2 separate regions of the Homo sapiens genome follow, and region 2 is linked to region 1. Evidence: read pairs that join two places in POLR2A ChIA-PET (ENCODE). Cell type or tissue: HepG2. All regions are shown on one strand. Each heading gives the region's core, and the rest is flanking DNA. Links, peaks and the distances in the headings are about the cores only.

Region 1 (9,282 bases), core at 2,203-4,702:
CACTCTTGTGTCTGCGTTAACCGTTGCTCTTCTTTTCTGACTGTAAAACACAAGTGAAAGTGTAGGGAAAATGTGTAAGTAAAAGCTATGAAAGATGGCTACTTATGGTTTATGATCCCCAAAAGGAAAGGGAGAAGAGATACAGGAACTTTGCAGGAGAGAATATGACTGTTTTTATTAAACTGCAAAGGAGAATTTAGAAACAAGAAGAATTTGGCAATTGTCGTAGGTATCAGTTATTATTTGTTTAAAGAATTGCCAAAAGAATGTTTAGAAGACATAGTTTCATACAAGAAGGAATTCCTAAGAAGCAGACGTTTTAAATACTGATGAGTTTAAGAAAAGTTGGTCTGTGATGAAAGGCCTATAAGATATTGTTTACTACGTATAAATACTAGCCAGGAGCGGTGGCTCACGCCTGTAATCCCAGCACTTTGGGAGGCCGAGGCGGGTGGATCACTTGAGGTTAGGAGTTCAAGAACATTCTAGCCAACATGGTGAAATTCTGTCTCTACTAAAAATACAAAAATTAGCCAGGCGTGGTGGCACACACCTGTAACCCCAGCTACTTGGGAGGCTGAGGCAGAAGGATCACTTGAACCCAGGGGTTGGATGTTGCAGTGAGCCAAGATGACTCTATTGCACGCCGGCCTGGATGACAGAGCAAGACTCTGTCTCAAAAAAAATAAAATAAAATAAAATAAAATAAAATAAAATAAAATAAAAAATACAGACAGTTCCCAACTTACAAAATGGTGATGCTTTAAAACACTCTTTGTAAGTAGACTGTTTAAAACTTGGAGTCTACTTCTTTATTCATTCATGTTTATCTTTTTATTCAAAAAGGTTATTTATATAAGAAAGGCACAAGATCAGCTTTTCAGTTTCCAATGTATAAAAATAATTCTACTATTTGGTAAAAATGACATAAGTATTTAAAAAAACTACAGTAAGATAAAAGATGAGAATTTCAGAGAGTGAGTGCTCATTGTCCATTAAAAAAAAAATGGTCTTATTTCCAGTTTGACTTACTGGCTCCTAAATTTTGGGCCAAAGCACTATTCTTACACAACTTGAGAATTTGCTGAGTAATTTATTTAACACTGCCCTAACAGGAAAATACAGCGTGGCTTTTATAAGTTTCCTTTTTAGTGCCTTATAATGAAGTAATCTTTGTAACTTTTTTCCCCCTGAGATTACTTGCATATCTTTCAGGGATTTTTGAGACTTCCTTTTATATTTTTAGGAAATATCAGTTGTATCAGTTGTAGGAAAAGAAATTACCCTGTAAGTATTGGTTATATACAACCTTTCATAACCAATGTTGATAAGTAAAACAAGTTCAGCTAGTTTTTTTGTTTATACCATGTTGCTTAAAAGTCATTTTCCTCTGGCTGCTTTTTGATGACATTCATTCATTCAACAAATATTTATTGAGTAATTACTATGCACCAATGTTTTTCTAGGCTCTGGGGATGCAGCATTGAACAAAACACCATGATCCTTGCCCAAAGGAATTGAAAATTCGAATGCAGGAGCTAAATAATTATTAGTAAATATTAATAAACACAGGATAATTAGGATAATCTCAGAGGATGCTATAAAACAGTATAAATGCTATGAAGAAAAGAGAATGGGGGAGGTGATATGACAAGAGAGATCAAGCAGGTGCATTCACCTATAGTGTTGTGTAACTGTGATTCTCTATGACTTTTTCATGACCATGTTAATGTCATCACACTCGGGTTTTCCCTGCCTCTGTAGTCATTTAATGAATATTATAACTCTTCTACTCTTGTGATTCTCTCCCCTCTTACTCATATTATTTACAGTTTATATTCTTTTTCAGCCATCTCCACCATAAAAATGATGGGCAAAGGAAGAAAGCTTAGGAATATTGAGGTGAAGATCATCTGTATGTTCAATTTTTCTTTGGTTAGTCCCTTGAGGCAAGTGTTATTTGATAGAAAGAGTGTAGAACATGACAGCAGAAAAAAGGGCTTTGAATCTTTTCTTTTCTACTTATTATCTCTTTTTATTCTTTGTTTATTCTTTTTTTTAGAGCCAAGGCCTCACTCTATCACCTAGGCTGGAGTGCAGTGGAGTGAGCATAGCTCACTATAGGCTGAAATTCCTAAACTCAAGCGATCCTCTTGCCTCAGCCTCCCCAGTAGCTGGGTCTACAGGCATGTGACACCACACCTGGCTAATTTTAAAAAAATTTTTCTTATAGAGATGAGGATTTCACTATGTTGCCCAGGTTACTCTCAAACTCTAAGCTTCAGGCGATCCTCCTGCCTCGGTCTCCCAAAGTACTTGGATTACAGGCATGAGCCACCGCACTCTGCTATTAACTTTTACTTAACCTGAGTCATTGTTTTCTTGTCTCCAAATATGGAAAAAACAATCTCAGTGACAGGATGTTGTTGTGAGATGTTAACTGAGAAGCAGAGGGCACCCACTGGGCATTCACCCTACATCAAGAGGATGAGGGCTGCGATTGCCCTTCCAATAACTCTGCCAAAAAAGCAAGAACCAGCCTGTTTTCTAAAAGACCACGGCCACATTGCCATTAATAGAAACATTCAACTTCTAGAGACAACACAAAGACCACGTTTGGATGACATAATAGCTCAGAAATAAAAAGTAATCATGTAGATGTGTGGAGTTTGTTCACGCTTCATTGGTGAGAAAGCACACAAACAAAACAATCTATACATAGAGAAGAAACACAAAACATTGACTCACTGGAATCTGGGAGGCATCCTTGACCTGCCTTCCTACCTTAGCTCCCACATTCTATGGACTGTCAAATCCCATTGATTCTGCTTCTTTCAGGTCTCCTTTCCTTCCTTCCTTCCTTCCTTCCTTCCTTCCTTCCTTCCTTCCTTCCTCCCTCTCCCTCTTTCTTTCTTTCTTTCTTTCTCTCTTTCTTTCTTTCTCTCTCTCTTTCTTTCTTTCTTTCTTTCCTTCTTTCTTTCTTCTTTTTGAAGTTCTTACTCTGTTGCTCAAGCTCTAGAGTGCAGTGGTGCAATCAGAGCTCACTGCAGCCTCAACCTCCTGGGCTTAGCTGATCCTCCCACCTCAGTCTCCTGAGTAGATGGGATTACAGGTGTGTGCCACTGCACCCAGCCAGGCGTTTTATTTATTTATTTTTTTTTTTTGGTATATACATATATATATATTAGAGACAGGGTCTCACCATGTTACCCAAGCTGGTCTCAAACTCCTGAGTTCAAGCCATCCACCCAAAGTACTGAGATTACAGGCATGAGCCACCACACCCAGCCTAGGTCTCTCTTCTGTCCCACAACACATTCTCAGCTCATGCTGGCTTCACCTCATCTAGTCTACTCAGTAGCCTCTTCCCTGGTAATCCTGCTTCAGCTCTTTAATCTGTACACCTCTTTTCCCTTACCAACACCACCAAAATATTCTAACCCTCTCCCTAGAGTAAGTTTTCTAAAATGCAAATCTAAACATACGACTCTTCCACCTGAATCCACACAAAGCTTCTTCATGGTCTTCAGTGTAAAGTCCACTCTGGAGCAGCGCATTCACTCTACTGCTGCTCCTTCCGGTCTGCTGTCCTGCAGCCTGGGTGTGCTGCCAGCCATGTACTCTTGAACTTCTGAGCCTTTGTGCAGACAGTTCCTTTTGCTTTGATGGGTTTCCCCATCCCGTTTCCCAGCCCAGCTTCATTTAGTTCTTTCAGACACTCTTCCTCAACTTTCCAACCCCATCCTAGTCCCACATGGGTTAGTGCAGGATCAGCTACAGAATTTGAAAGGCCTGGAGCAAAATGAAAATGTGCAACTGCGTGTTGAAAAATTATTAAGAATATCAAGATAGTGACCACAGAGTATTAAACTAAGCACTAGGCTCTTGTAAGTGCAGGGTCTGTGCCACAGCATGGGTCGTATGCCCACAGAGCCAGCCCTGTTAGATTCTCTGCTCAGAGTTTTCATACAACTCAAAATAACACCATTTTTTAACACTATTTAAAGCAACACATTTTAACTATCTATTTACATATCTGCCTCCTCTTCTAGCTTTGCTCTTTTAAGGTGGGAACCGTGTCTACTTCATTCTTAAATCATTTACTAAATATGTATTGAGGGCCTAATACACCAGGCACTGTGATTAGTGCTAGAGATATAAAAATAAGTAAGAACTTGTGTGGGCAGTGGTTCACGCCCGTAATCCCTGCACTTTGGGAGGCCAAGGCAGGTGGATGACTTGAGGCCAGGAGTTCGAGACCAGCCTGGCCAACATGGTGAAACCCCATTTCTACTGAAAATACAAAAATTAGTTGGGCATGGTGGTGCACGCCTGTAATCCCAGCTACTTGGGAGGTTGAGGCCCAAGAATTACTTGAACCTGGGAAGTGGAGGTTGCAGTGAGCTGGAATCGCACCACTGCACTCCAGCCTGAGCGACAGAGCAAGACTCTGTTGAAGAAAAAAAAAGGTAAGACCTATCTCTGCCCTCAAGATGCTCACAATGTATTAGAAGAGAGATACATAAGCAGATGCTTATAAAACCATATAGTGAGTTTAGGATAGAGGTGTACACAGGAAATGATAGATGCATGGAGAAAGGCCACCTAATCAGGCCAGGGGATAGGTGTGCCTGGATTTCCAGATAGGCTTCCTGTGTGGGTGATTGTTGCTTAATACCTGAAGGCTGAATAAGTGTTGGCCAGATGTCATCCCATAAGTTGAAATGAGCAAGAGATAGAGATGTCAGGCTGTCTGCTGTGGTGGTTGTTGGCAGGGACAGGGAGGGGTTTCTTTAAGCGATCTGGAGAGATGGGAACCCAAAGCAAGACAGTATTTAGACAGAGAGCTGGAGAGATAGCCAGACTCTAAATCCTGAAGGTCTTACATACATGCTGTCCTCTAGCTCATTATCATCCTAGAAAAATAATGCAAACCACAGACAGAATTTTATATTATCTAGTAACCTCATTGCACAAGTAAAACAAAACAAGTAAAATTCATTTTAGCAATACAATTTATTTCACTCAATATATCAAAAATAACATCATTTCAACACGTATTCAATACAAAAATTATTATTGAGACAGCTTACATTCTTTTTTATTTTTGTACTGCCTTTGAAATACAGTGTGCTTTATTCTTAGAATGTGTCTTAATTCAGACTAGGCAAATTTCAGGTGCTCAATAGCCACCCAGGACTAGTGGCTACCATATTGAGTGGTTAGGTGAAATTTTTCAAGGATACCAATTCTAAGAACTGTTCAGTGAAAATGGCTGGGAGATCTGCCTATTATATAATCCTCCAGGAGATTCATATGAGGGATTCATATATTAAAGTCTTTGAAAAGTCTGCCAGAAATACAATGATTGTACCTTCTGCTTTTCAAACTTGTGTAGCCACAGGACCTTTTGTTCCTCCAGTGTAATCAATCCCACGCAGTCAGTGCTCCTTTGGACCTGCCTCGGGCATCGCTGCTTCTCTTGTCGGCAAGTTGCCGAAGGATCCTTCCCTAGGCGGAGATCAGTTAGACCACTTGCATCGCATAGGCCAGGTTGTGGAGAAGGAGACTGGAAACAGAGGTCTGGGAGGATCCAAGCATCAGGAAGAACCACAGAGGTTCTCATTGTTCCCACCGGTAATTAACTCTTCATTTATAAAAAATGTGAGCTTCCAGGGATTTCATCGGACCTCCTCCCAAGTTGTAGATTTGATGAGAATGAATTTCCCGTTCATTTTCGTTGCTTTGATCAATAATAAAAACCTCATGAAATAAAGCACTTGTAAAGTCTTATGCAAACATTTTATTGACATGCTCAATAAAAACCTGTTCACTTTTACTGTTTCCAGTTCTTGAAGATTTAAACAGATTGCCTCTTTGAAGATTTTCTATTTATTTTTTCCTTTTTTTTGTATTTTCTGCACTCCACTGTTACATTTTCTGTTTGTATCATAATGCCATTTTTTTTCTTTTTCTATAGGAATAAAACAGAAAGTGTAATTATAATCAATGTGTACAAAATGTAATGTATTTTTGTCAAAAAATACAAAATCGCAGTAAGGAAAATAAAATTATATGTGCTCCTAAAATATATTTTTCATCTGAAATATTTAAAATAATTAAAATTAAAAGTAAAATACAAATTATAATAAATATCTAATAAGAATTTAAATCAAAATTATTTCAACTAGCTAAAATTTTTGTTGAGTTTTTAAAAAGCCTTTATGATATTTACAAAACACAACTATTTGCAATTTTAATTTTAATATTCACCTATTGCTGATACTAAAATTGGTATCATACTTCACATATTATGTCTAGACCTATGTAGATACAAATATAAGAGTAATATGAATTGTTTAGTATTGCAAAATGTTCCCCATTCTCCATGAGCAACTATAGAAAATACTGCTCTAATTCAAGAGTTCCTCTAGAACCACCAAGCCTGCTCTTAATATTTGTGGGGCCTGAAGCAATATGTGAAGACCCACACAACATGTGTCTAAATATTTAGAAGGTGTAAATCATATTAACAAACAATAACATCAAACATTTTCTATTTCCTAATCTTGTGAATATACGTTGTTGATCTGGAAAGTCACGTTCAAATTTAGAACTCTTGGTCTTCTCAGAGAACCATGTCAGAAGGAATAAGTAAAAAAGTGTAAGTAAATCTGTCCTCCAGCCCCCAGCTCTCACTCCTACTTTTCACACCCCCTTCTCTTGCCACCTTCAGCTCCACCCCCATGTCTTGTGGGATCTTGCATACTTGCATATGGATATCCCAGTCTGCATGTTCAAGCTCTGACCATATCACACACAAACAGCTGCTCTGGGCCATCTCTCAGACTTAGTGGTGTGCAGAGTGGTGGCATAATCAATCGTTAGGAGAAAGGATTCAGGGACGAGGCCCGTACAGGTCCTGGCAATGGGCCCAGGACTACTTGTGCAGGGAAATCTAGAGTGGGAAGAGAGATGGGCTTCAGGTAGGCATACCTTGGCCCTCTGTACTACTAGGCCTGTGAGGAAAGGCACGGCCAGAGGAGGGCCAGGGTGGAGCTTTTTCAGGTACAGGACCAGGGCCAGAATGTGGAGGTGCTACTAGGAACCATAAATTAGAATACAAAGAGAAACAGGAAACTGGCACAATTGGGAACCAATATTTTGTTATGCTCTCTGAGAGGAAGAGTTTGGCAAGTGTATTAGTTTCCTAAGCCTGCCATAACAAAATGACTGGGTGGCAAGATCAAAGTGTTGTCAGAGTTGGTTTCTTCTGAAGCCTCTCTTTTTGGCTTGTAGGTGTCTGTCTTCTCCTTGTGTCTTCATATGGTCTTCCCTCTATGTGTGTCTGTGTCCGAACGTCTTATAAAAAATCAGTCTTATGAGACTAGGGCCAGCTTGAATGATCTCATTTTAACTTAATTACATCTTTAAAGACCCTTTCTTCAAATATGGTCACATGCTGAGGTACTGAGGGTTAGGGCTTCAACATAAACATTTGGGGAGAACACCATTTAATCTATAACAGCAAGTTCATTAATTTGTCTTTCCAGTTCCCGAAACACCTGCCTGCTGAAATTCCTCTGCAATGTGAAGGAAGCAGTGTTTTTCTCTTATGTAGGTAATGACCCAACCTACAATTTAATAGCTTTCAGATAGTTGCCTTTTGTTTGGAGAATGGTTTTCTTTTCTTTCCTTTTTTTTATTTTGAAACAGAGTCTCTCTCTGTCAAGAGGCTAAAGGCTGAAGTGCAGTGGCGCGATCTCGGCTCACTGCAACCTCCGCCTCCCCGGTTCAAGAGATTCTCCTGCCTCAGCCTCCTGAGTAGCTGGGACTACAAGCACGCGCCACTACGCCCAGCTAATTTTTGTATTTTTAGTAGAGACAGGGTTTCACCATGTTGGCCAGGATGGTCTCCATCTCTTGACCTCGTAATCCGCCTGCCTTGGCCTCCCAAAGTGCTGGGATTACAGGTGTGAGCCACCGTGCCCATCCTGTTTGGAGAATCGTTAAGGGAAGAGATGTGGAGAAGACAAATGGAGATGTGTTTCCCTGGGGTTTGAATACTGTTAGTCATGAGAGTGGATGTTTGGGATTGAGTTGACTCTTCTAATGCTAAGCATCAGGTCCTGAATGACAGAGGAACCATGTGTTCTTCAACCATTTGTGTGTGTGTGTGTGTGTGTGTGCAAGTATTTGTGAAATGCCATTCCCTCTATAGCCCCACACCCAGGGGCAGGTTCCTTCTTGTCTAAATCTACAGGAAATATTGAAAAGAAAGTTGAGGGATTCCATCACAGCTGTGGAAGCAGGAAAGGGAATGGGGGGTGGGTAATTTGAAAAATATTTACACAAGGCAAACTATGTGGGATTTATAATAGGGAGTAAGAAGGAGGACGGAGTCAAGAGTAATTCTCTGAGGTCTTTCTTGGATGATTAGGTAACGAGTAATATCTTCAACTAAGGGAGAGAATCTTGAGAAGCTAGGTTAAGGGAAAAGAGGAGCTTCATTTGGGGCAGGCAAATTCCCCAAGCAAATTCCAGCAATTGTGACTCCTCAAGCTCACGTTCCTATCATATATAGAGCCTGGTTAAATTGTGCCAGTAGCAGAACTTGATTTTTATAAACAATGACAGTAATTGGTATACTAGTTAATAGTCAACATAAATCACTTGAATGATCAGGGTTTATTAACAATAGTAGAGTCACTACAACAGGGATAAAGAAAAGGGAATATAAGGGCATAACATTTAGAAGTGTTGTGCAAAAACAAAAATAAGCATAAATGAACAAACAATAGAAGCAAGAGTCTGAAAGATTTGTTACCTGTTCAGCTATGACTTCGGTCTGAGGCCTCTAGAGCCACAAAATTCATGGATTCATTTCCAGCATGTTTACTTACCATTTGACATCAAATGGTAGGCACTGATGCTAACAACAATTAAGCCAAGTTTTGCATTCCAGGGAAGTTCAACATTTTCACTCTATTGCCCAGGCTGGAGTACAGTGGCGCAATTTTGGTTCACTGCAACCTCTGCCTCCTGGGCTCAAGTGATCTTCCCACTTCAGCTTCCTGAGTAGCTGGAACTATAGACATGCCATGCTTGGTTAATTAATTTTTTTTTTTTTTTTTTGTAGAGACAAGAGTCTCACTATATTGCCCAGGCTGGTCTGAAACTACTGGGCTCAAGTGATCGGCCTGCCTCAGCCTTCCAAAGTGCAGGGATCACAGGCATGAGGCACTGCTCTCAGCCTTTTTTTTTTTCTTCTTCTTTTTAAGA
Region 2 (9,282 bases), core at 4,005-6,504, 230 kb before region 1:
ATTTTTGTACTGTTGTATTTTCACCATGTTGGCCAGGCTGGTCTGAAACTCGACCTCAAATGACCCGCCTGCCTTGGCCTCCCAAAGTGCTGGGATTACAGGCGGGAGCCACTGCGCCCTCCTGGTCCACCCACTATTAACCCCTTATTTCCTACCCTTCACCTGCACCTCTTTGAGGGCCATTTCATTCCTGGAATAGCCTGTTTTCATTATTAGTTATGGGCCTATTTTCCTTACTATGTACAATTTTAAAGTCATAAAATAATTTTTCTTCAGATGTTAAAAATTGTGTTTACATTTAACCAGATAAAACACTTGTTATTAAGGGCATATGTTCAAAAATCTTCTTTTCCATTTATTTTCTCTAAGTCAGGCATATAAGCTGATATCATGTCTTACATATTTTAAACTAAATTTGACCTGAAGTCACCTCTGTTCCTTGAATCTCTACCTGATTGCAGCTCAGCTTAGTATGTTCACAAACTGAAAACCTAATTTAGGAGTACGTTATAAGTCCTCACTAAAAATGGTAGCTAGGTTCTTAGATATTGTAACTTTAAGTGAAATAAAGTATAAGGAAACCAATTTCACCATAAGCTAATTGATATAATGAGGAATTAACTTCCTATTGCATACTTATGGACATAAAAACATCACATAACTTCTAAATAAAGACCAAAACACTTCAAATACTGAACATTGAAATAAATTCCCGGTCTTGCCCAGGTGATCTCATCTCAGCCTCCCAAGTAGCTGGGACTACAGGGATCTTCTCCCTTTGTTTTTTTTCTAGCCCCACTTCCAGTTTGTTTCCACAGTACTTAGAGTGAGTTGCTGTTGTTTTTCTTCTTTGTTCTGTTCTCTCTTTATTTTCTTATGTTCCTTCCTGCACACTGAAGTTGCTGTTGTTTTAGATTTTCTTTTTTTGAGTGAGATCTTCTCACTCAGTCACCTGGCTGGAGCGATTAATAGCTGACTCTGGGTACAGTGCCTAAGCTAGCCTTGCTCTGCAAGGAACAGTTAAAAAAGAAAAGAAAGGAGAGGAGAGGGGAGGGGAGAAGGGAGGAGAGGGGAGGGGAGAAGGGAGGAGAGGGGAGGGAAGGGGAGGGGAGGGGAGGGGAAAAATTAATAAAAACTAAGATAACTATTTACCCAATGATTCCACTTGAGGTGGTAGACAACCCAAGCTTATCCTGGCAGCTCAGGGAACAAGGTGACACCAACCTTGGACAGGAGTCCGTCCCATCCTCAAGGCACACTCACACTCACACCCACACTCATGCTCACTCAGACTGGGACAACGTGAACACGCCAATGAACCTCAACATGCATATCTTTGGGATGTGGGAGGAAAGTGGAGTTACATGGAGAAAACCTACAAAGACATGAAGAGAAAGTGTGAACTTTACACAGACTGTGGCCCCAGCTGGAAATCTTTTTTTTTTTTTCTCATCAATGTTATAACGACATGCTATATATATTTTTGTTACAACTAGCTGAGTCTCAGCCAATCACAGCAACCAAACTTCAGCTAATCACAGCAACTGAGCTTCAGCCAATCACAGGATGCCAACTGATCAGACGATGCCCAAATAAGGCAAATTTGGAGCTTTAACCAGTCAAGCTGTTTGTGTACCTCACTTCCAGTTCTGTCTATAAATGCTCCCTGTCCACCTATTTGCCCAGTGGAACTCTCTGAGCCTCCTTTGGTTCTGAGGGCTGCTTGATTGGAGAATCATTCTTTGCTCAAATAAGCTGTTAAATTCAATTTGTCAAAAGTTTTTCTTTTTTTTTTTTTTTTGAGACGGAGTCTCGCTCCGTTACCCAGGCTGGAGTGCAGTGGCACGATCTCGGCTCGCTGCAACCTCCGCCGCCTCCCGGGTTCAAGTGATTCTCCTGCCTCAGTCTCCTGAGTAGCTGGGATTACAGGCGCACACCACCATACCTGGCTAATTTTTATACTTTTTGGTAGAGACGAGGTTTCACCATGTCGGCCAGGCTGGTCTTGAAGTCCTTACCTCAAGTGATGCGCCCGCCTCGGCCTCCCAAAGTGCTGGGATTACAGGCGTGAACCACTGCACCCGGCCTACAAGTTTTTCTTTCCACAGTATTATGTATCCTGTATTATGAGATAAACTTCTTGGGCAAAAAGCAAGCCATTAAAGGCTGAATATTTCAGCATGCCTAACTTAATAAAATTTAGGACATTTTAACTTTTGCTACAGTTAAAATCCACTAGACTTTTTGATCTGCTGCCATATTAGTTTGATTCAAAATAATGAGAGCAGATTTATTAAAATATGAAGTTGCATTTCATATTTTCCTTGTATTTTTTAAGTGAGAAAATTTCCTGGTATCATTTTAGCTATCATAAAATGCCTTTTAGGACTATGGAAATGAAAGATCTTGGACATAAATGATTTGGATAAAATAAGCACATGAAAATACTGCCTGAAAATAGTTTTAAAAGAATCCTGAGGAATTAGAAAAACGAGCTATTGTGAAACACTGTTAGTTTAGCCTTTAGTAAAACAGCAGAAATAACAAGCAATTTTGGTCAGAACAAAGAGAAAGAGAAAATTGTAAGTTCCACAAACGCAGAAACAGATTTTGCTCCAATTGGAAAGCTTCAGAAAGCTAAACCCTTCATTTACACAATCCAAGGCAGAGTGAGGGGCCTCTCTGTGTTGAGCTAAACTGAGCCTATAGTCACACATTCACACATTTGGCACTAGGACAGTTGTGAGGATAGGATCTGACAAACTTTTCACTGCCAAACATAACTCAGATGCTAGATGAGCATGACTCTAAGTATCTTTACACAGAGAGTTTAGAAATAACATTTCCCTACTCACTGGAATAAATAACCCATCCTTGAACTTGGAACCATCTAAACCATTGTAGATGGTTTAAGTCATGCAAAACAAAGTGCTTTTTGCTTTCTAGATCTTAGCTTAAGAATGCAATATTTTATCTAAATGACTAGGCAACTAAGGTTCGCTCCAATTTGAGGATTTTAAGTCTAGCCATATGTCTATTTCCAGGAAGCTTATCAGTTTTGTGTCTGGGGCTCCAGATAATGGAATACAGCAAATTATAAGCTTCATGGTTCAGCAGAAAAAACAAGTTTGGGGTCCAGTAATGTATAAAATAGTAACAGTAATGATAAAACAAAATGCATTCTTCTTTCAAACCATAGTTAGTAAATCCCATGAAAGTGTAATCCTAGATAAATGTAATCCCATGTAAATGACATAATTCTTTCTCCAGGTAAAAAGAGCTAACATAAATTGACCACTAATTATATGTTAACACAGTTATAAATACCTTTACTGCATTATCTTTTTTAATCCCCACAAAATTCTATAATCTATTATTACTATTTCATTTTTGCATGTATAAGAAATGAAAGGACAGAGGGTTAAATAATTTGCCCAGCCAGGCACGTGACTGTAATCCCAGCTACTCTGGAGGGTGAGGCGGGAGGATCACTTATTTTTTTTAAATTTAAAAAGAGATGGGGTCTCACTATGTTATCCAGGCTGGTCTTGAACTCCTGAGCTCAAGTGAGCTACCTGCCTTGGCCTCCCAAAGTGCTGGGATTACAGGTATGAGCCACCGTGCCTGGCCAAGAGGATCACTTGAGCCCAGGAGTTCAAGTCCAGCCTGGGCAACAGAGTGAGACTCTGTCTCAAACAAAGAAAACAAAGAAAAAATAATAATTTACCCTAAAAAAAATTAAAATAATAATAATAAAATAATAATAATTTGCCCAAAGTCACACAGGTAGTAAGCATTGAAATCTGTGGCAAACTCAGAAGGCCTGACTCAAGAATTCACGACACAACCACAACAGATTGTACACTACCGGGCAGTTTCCTGCTGCTCTGTGCATGGCCTGCTGGCCAACTCTGATGTGAGGTCAGTTGACTAAAAGAGATGTGGTTCAGGAAGCTGAGAATGATTGTGGTTACCTGTTCTAAGATAGAGAAATTGATTTTTAAAACTTCGAGTTGAAGTACGGGATGCCAAAAACCACGTATGAGTGACAGAGTGAGTGGGTCTCTTTCTGATGGATTAAGTCTTCAAAAAGACTTTCAGAATGAATCTCTATCTACCTTAATTTTGGGCAGTGTTAATTGTATTCATTTTTTCAACACATTTGATTGTGCATATACCATGGACAAGAAAGTTTGTTAAAAACTGAATGTATAAGGCTGGGTGCAGTGACTCACGCCTATAATCCCAGCACTTCAGGAGGCTGAGGCGGACAGATCACTTGAGCTTAGGAGTTTGGGACCAGCCTGGACAACATGGTGAAACCCCATCTCTACAAAAAACAAAAAAATTAGCTGGGCGTGGTAGCTTATGCCTGTAGTCCCAGCTACTTGGGGGGCTGAGATAAGAGGATCGCTTGAACCTGGGAGGTCAAGGCCACAGTAAGCCGTGATCGCACTACCGCACTCCAGCCTGGGTGACAAAATAAGACCCTGTCTCAAACAACCAACAACAGCAACAGCAACAAAAACCCTAATGTACAGGAAATTATTTTGGGGAGTAGTGGAAGATAGCTGGCAAGTTGGAGACTCTAACTTGAGATGTGGTACTACTTGTCTGTACATTTTTTTTCTCATTTCTGTCTACCCAAAGGTGTTATGTTTTTATTGTCTTAAGGGGGCCCTTCATTTGATGGCATAAAAAGTTATGACCAGCCATCTGTAGTTCAGTTAATAGGTCAAGAATATCAGCAGCTATTGTTATGTTGAGGTCATTATTTATCAAGCTTCAACACATAAAAAGCAAAAGTAGGCCGGGCGTGGTGGTTCACACCTGTAATCCCAGCACTTTGGGAGGCTGAAGCCAGTGGATCACTTGAGGTCAGGAGTTTGAGACCAGCCTGGCCAACATGGTGAAACTTAATCTCTACTAAAAATACAAAAATTAGCCAGGCATGGTGGCGGATGCCCGTAATATCAGCTACTTGGGAGGCAGAGGCAGGAGAATCACTTGAACCCGGGAGGTGGAGGTTGCAGTGAACTGAGATCGCGCCACTGAGAGCACTGCCTGGGCGACAAAGCAAGACTCCATCTCAAAGAATAAAATAAAATAAAATAAAATAAAATTAAATTAAAATAAAATAAAATATAAAATAAAATAAAATAAAATATAAAATAAAATAAAATAAAATAAAATAGCAAAAATAGTCCAAATGTCAGTTAACAGGGGGACCAAATTTATGGGTGAACATCCACAAGAAACATAAGTGGCCTCTAGGGAAGCCAATCTTTGCACAGAATTTTTGTTTAATGAGGTGGAGGGTATACAAGATATAGGCCAAAGGATAATTTAGGTTCTTATGACTGTGTCCTTGTTCTTTTCAAATCCTAGCTTCATCTCTGCTCCCACTGATGACACTATGAGACTTTGGAATTCTTCACTGTGTGTAAGACGATTTTATTACTGAGATAGCTACCGCTTTGTAGTTATGACCTGAGTAAACAAGGTTAGTCAACCCACAGGATTTTCATGTGTCCACAGATTTTTACTAGATAATTTATCTGTAATATCAGGAGGCAAAGTCTACCATGAATATACTGGCCAACATGTATCAGATGGAAAATTCTTGTGTAAGCAGATGATGTTTAACTTTTATCACATTTTTCTCTTTTGTTAGATAATGCCATACTTCGGCAGACAAGCAATTGTTTTCTAGCTATAAATATGAGTATTTTGCTTTTCAAGAGAAAAAATCTAGAAATTGTTTTCTTTACTTTAAAAAATTCATGTACTGAAGTCCTTCCTCTGCTTGTATTAATCCAATGATATCATTTTATATATTCTCTGAAATACTAAAATATTTCTGTAGTCCATATGTTTTCAAATTATGAATCATTTTATTTCTACATTTGGTACATAAACTATTACTGCTCCTGAGTAAATATGGATATACCACTTTATAGTGATTTTTTTTCTTCTTTTTCTCTTTTTCTATTTTTTTTTTTTTTTTTTTTGAAAACAGGGTCTTACTCCTGGCCTCAAGTGATCCTCCTGCCTCAGCCTCCTGAGTAGCTGGAATTATAGGCATGAGCTACCAGTAGTGATTCCTAAGTCCCCAGAAATTTGAGCTAATTTTTATTTATTTATTTATTCTTGTATTTACTTATTTTGAAGACAAGGTGTCGCTCCGTCACCCAGGCTGGAGTGCAATGGCATGATCATGGCTCACCGCAGCCTCCAACTCTTGGGCTCAAGCCATCCTTCTGCCTCATCTTCCTTAGTAGCTGGGACCATACGTGCAAGCCACCACACCCAGCTTGAGCTGATTTTTTTAATGTGATGAACTATGAGAAAACATATAGGAGCTAAATGATGAGAACTTAGAAACACAAAGACGGAAACAACAGACACTATGGTTTACTTGATGATAGAGGATGGGAGGGTGAAGAGGAGCAGAAAAGATAACTATTGGATAATGGACTTAATACCTGGGTGATGAAACAGTCTGCACAACAAACCCCTGTGACAAGAGCTTACCTATGCTGGCCCGGCATGGTGGCTCACGCCTGTAATCTCAGCACTTTGGGAGGCCAAGGCAGGCAGATCACTTGAGCTCAGGAGTTCTAGGCCAGTCTGGCCAACATGGTGAAACCGGATCTCTACTAAAAATACAAAAATTAGCCAGGCGTGGTGGCGGGTGCCTGTAATCCCAGCTACTCAGGAGGCTGAGACAGAAGAATGGCTTGAACCTGAAAGGCGGAGGTTGCAGTGAGCTGAGATTGCGTCACTGCACTCCAGACTGGGCGACAGGGCAAGACTCTCTCTCAAAAAAAAAAAAAAAAAAAGAAAGAGAGTTTACTTATGTACAAACCTTCAAATGTACCACCAAACCTAAAACAAAAGTTAAAAAAAGAAAGAAAAATAAATGTAGAAAAAAATATATATATATATGAACAACGCATAATCCTGGAAATATAAGGAAAAATTAAATTTTCTCCTCTGGGAAAAATTTATACAGTAATGATTCTTGCTCTTTAATTTTTGTTTGAAAGAAATCTAGACATTTAAAAAACCCCAGTGGTAGAATTGTCTTGTTAAAAAGGGACATCAAGTAAAAGGCCAGGGGAACATCAAAGAATTATGTTTCTTACCTGGCAAAACCAGTGTCTAGCTAAAATAATGGCTTGCAAATCAATCTTGTTGTTTAACCACTTCATTATCTGGTTTTCTCTAAGCAAAGAACATTATCTGTGTTGCCAATAATAGTACTGGGGAAAAACACACATTTTGAAAGTATGAAGAAACTCATTCTACCTTGAAATTCTCATTCAAGAGGAAATTATAGGCCACTGCAGGACCAGCGATTGAAAAACAAAGGTGTACAAAAACAAACAACTCAGGTTTCAAAGGCTAAAAACAAAGATAACAGGAAAGAACCTAAACTTGTGCAGCCTGTTTGCTTACTGTCTGAACAAATGCTGGGAATGCATGAGAAATTCTAAGCCCTGTGAACAAAAGTGTGAGCAGTAAGATGACGGGTGATCAATTTTCTTCCTTTCTCTATTTTTCATTTTTTCCCTATGATGAGCATATGCCACTTTTATGTTATAATGATAAAAAAGAAAGACTTAAAAAATGACTTTTGTTTTTCCAACTGTATACCAGTATCTATCTACACATAGCAACTGAGCACGCTAGTCCTGTCGTCTGGCACTCACACAAAAAGAGTGAATGTCAAAATCTAGGCAATTCTACCAGATTTCACGTAATGAAACTACCTTGAATAATTCCTTAATTCTTCACAAAATCATGTTTTTATTTAACTTCTATTTCTATCAAGCAATGTGGACTAACTACCCCTAATATTTAACTCTATTTAAACTGTGTATCAGGCCAGATGCTGGCTCACACCTGTAATCCAAGCACTTTGGGAGGCCAAGGCAGGTGGATCACTTGGGCTCAGGAGTTCAAGACCAGCCTGGGCAACATGGAGAAACCCCGTCTCTACAAGAATACAAGAAATTAGCTGGGTGTGGTGGCATGTGCTTATAGTCCCAGCTTCTTGTGGGGCTGAGGCAGGAGGATCGCTTGAGCCCAGTAGGCTGAGGCTACAGTGAGCTGAGATCATGCCACTGCACTCCAGCCTGGGTGACAGAGTGAGACCTTGTCTCAAAAACAAAACAAAAAACAGATTACACACTACATTAAATAAATAAAATACTCTCTGATGATGACTGATTTTGAATGAAAATACTCCATTCACTGGAATATATTTTCCATAAAAAATGACAAAAACATTGTCATTTTTTGTATTATTTCTTTTTCTTTTCTTCTTTTTTTTTTTTTGAGATGGAGTCTCACTCTGTCCCCCAGGCTGGAGTGCAGTGGCGCGATCTCAGCTCACTGCAACCTCTGCCTCCTGGGTTCACGCCATTCTCCTGCCTCAGCCTCCTGCATAACTGGGACTACAGGTGCCCGTCACCATGCCCAGCTAATTTTTTGTATTTTTAGTAGAGACAGGGTTTCACCGTGTTAGCCAGGATGGTCTCCATCTCCTGACCTCATGATCCGCCCGTCTCGGCCTCCCAAGGTGCTGGGATTACAGGCGTGAGCCACCACACCCAGCCTTATTTCTTTTTCTTTTTTGGAGATAGAGTCTCGCTCTGTTGCCCAGGCTGGAGTACAGTGGCCCAATCTCGGCTCATTGCAACCTCTGCCTCCTGGGTTCAAGCAATTCTTCTGCCTCAGCCTCCTGAGTAGCTGGGATTACAGGCAGACACCACCAGGCCTAGCTAATTTTTGTATTTTTAGTAGAGACGGGGTTTCACCATGTTGGCCAGGCTGGTCTTGAACTCCTGATCTCAGGTGATCCACCTGCCTCAGCCTCCCAAAGTGCTGGGATTACAGGTGTGAGCCACCACACCCGACCTATTATTTCTTGTATTATTAAAATCATTTCAGGAATTTGTAAAAGTTACAGTAATAAAACTCGTACTGCAACCATGACTAGAACATGGCCTTTGTAAAGAATCCATTTACAGGCTCATAAGATTTGGTGTTGTGGATGGATGGCTATGGAGCTGCTCAAGCTTGTGTTTGCACTTATCAGAATTCAAGGCAGTTAGAAAGAGTTTCCAAGTGCTGATGTGCTGGAGAAGAAAGGGCATGCTGCAGTGTAGAAACCACGGGAGAAACAATTGCGTCACCTAGTTTCAAACTGTGAGAAAACTACTAGCGAACTAGAAGAATATTTAACTTCCTAAACCTGAGAGATCTACATCTTAA

What was found. Peaks named below come from ENCODE experiments on the same cell type or tissue, not always from the same donor. Only the 100,000 strongest peaks of a DNase experiment are listed, where the experiment ranks them.
Region 2: POLR2A ChIA-PET joins it to region 1 with 10 read pairs; 4 of 35 experiments call an interaction of 5 or more read pairs at or near these places.

The regions. Positions count from the first base shown.
Region 1 is chr6:134,423,242-134,432,523 of GRCh38, forward strand. CT69 (cancer/testis associated transcript 69) reads right to left here. Exons shown (of 5, transcript NR_125852.1): 5 at 5,789-5,974. Among named protein-coding and RNA genes, the nearest start is that of LINC01010, 9.8 kb to the right of the region's middle. In HepG2, for the core only: no CTCF peak of the experiment used is centred there; no DNase peak of the experiment used is centred there.
Region 2 is chr6:134,192,736-134,202,017 of GRCh38, forward strand. The region is part of intron 3 of SGK1 (serum/glucocorticoid regulated kinase 1); the gene reads right to left. Among named protein-coding and RNA genes, the nearest start is that of SGK1, 120 kb to the right of the region's middle. In HepG2, for the core only: no CTCF peak of the experiment used is centred there; a DNase peak (open chromatin) is centred at 5,456.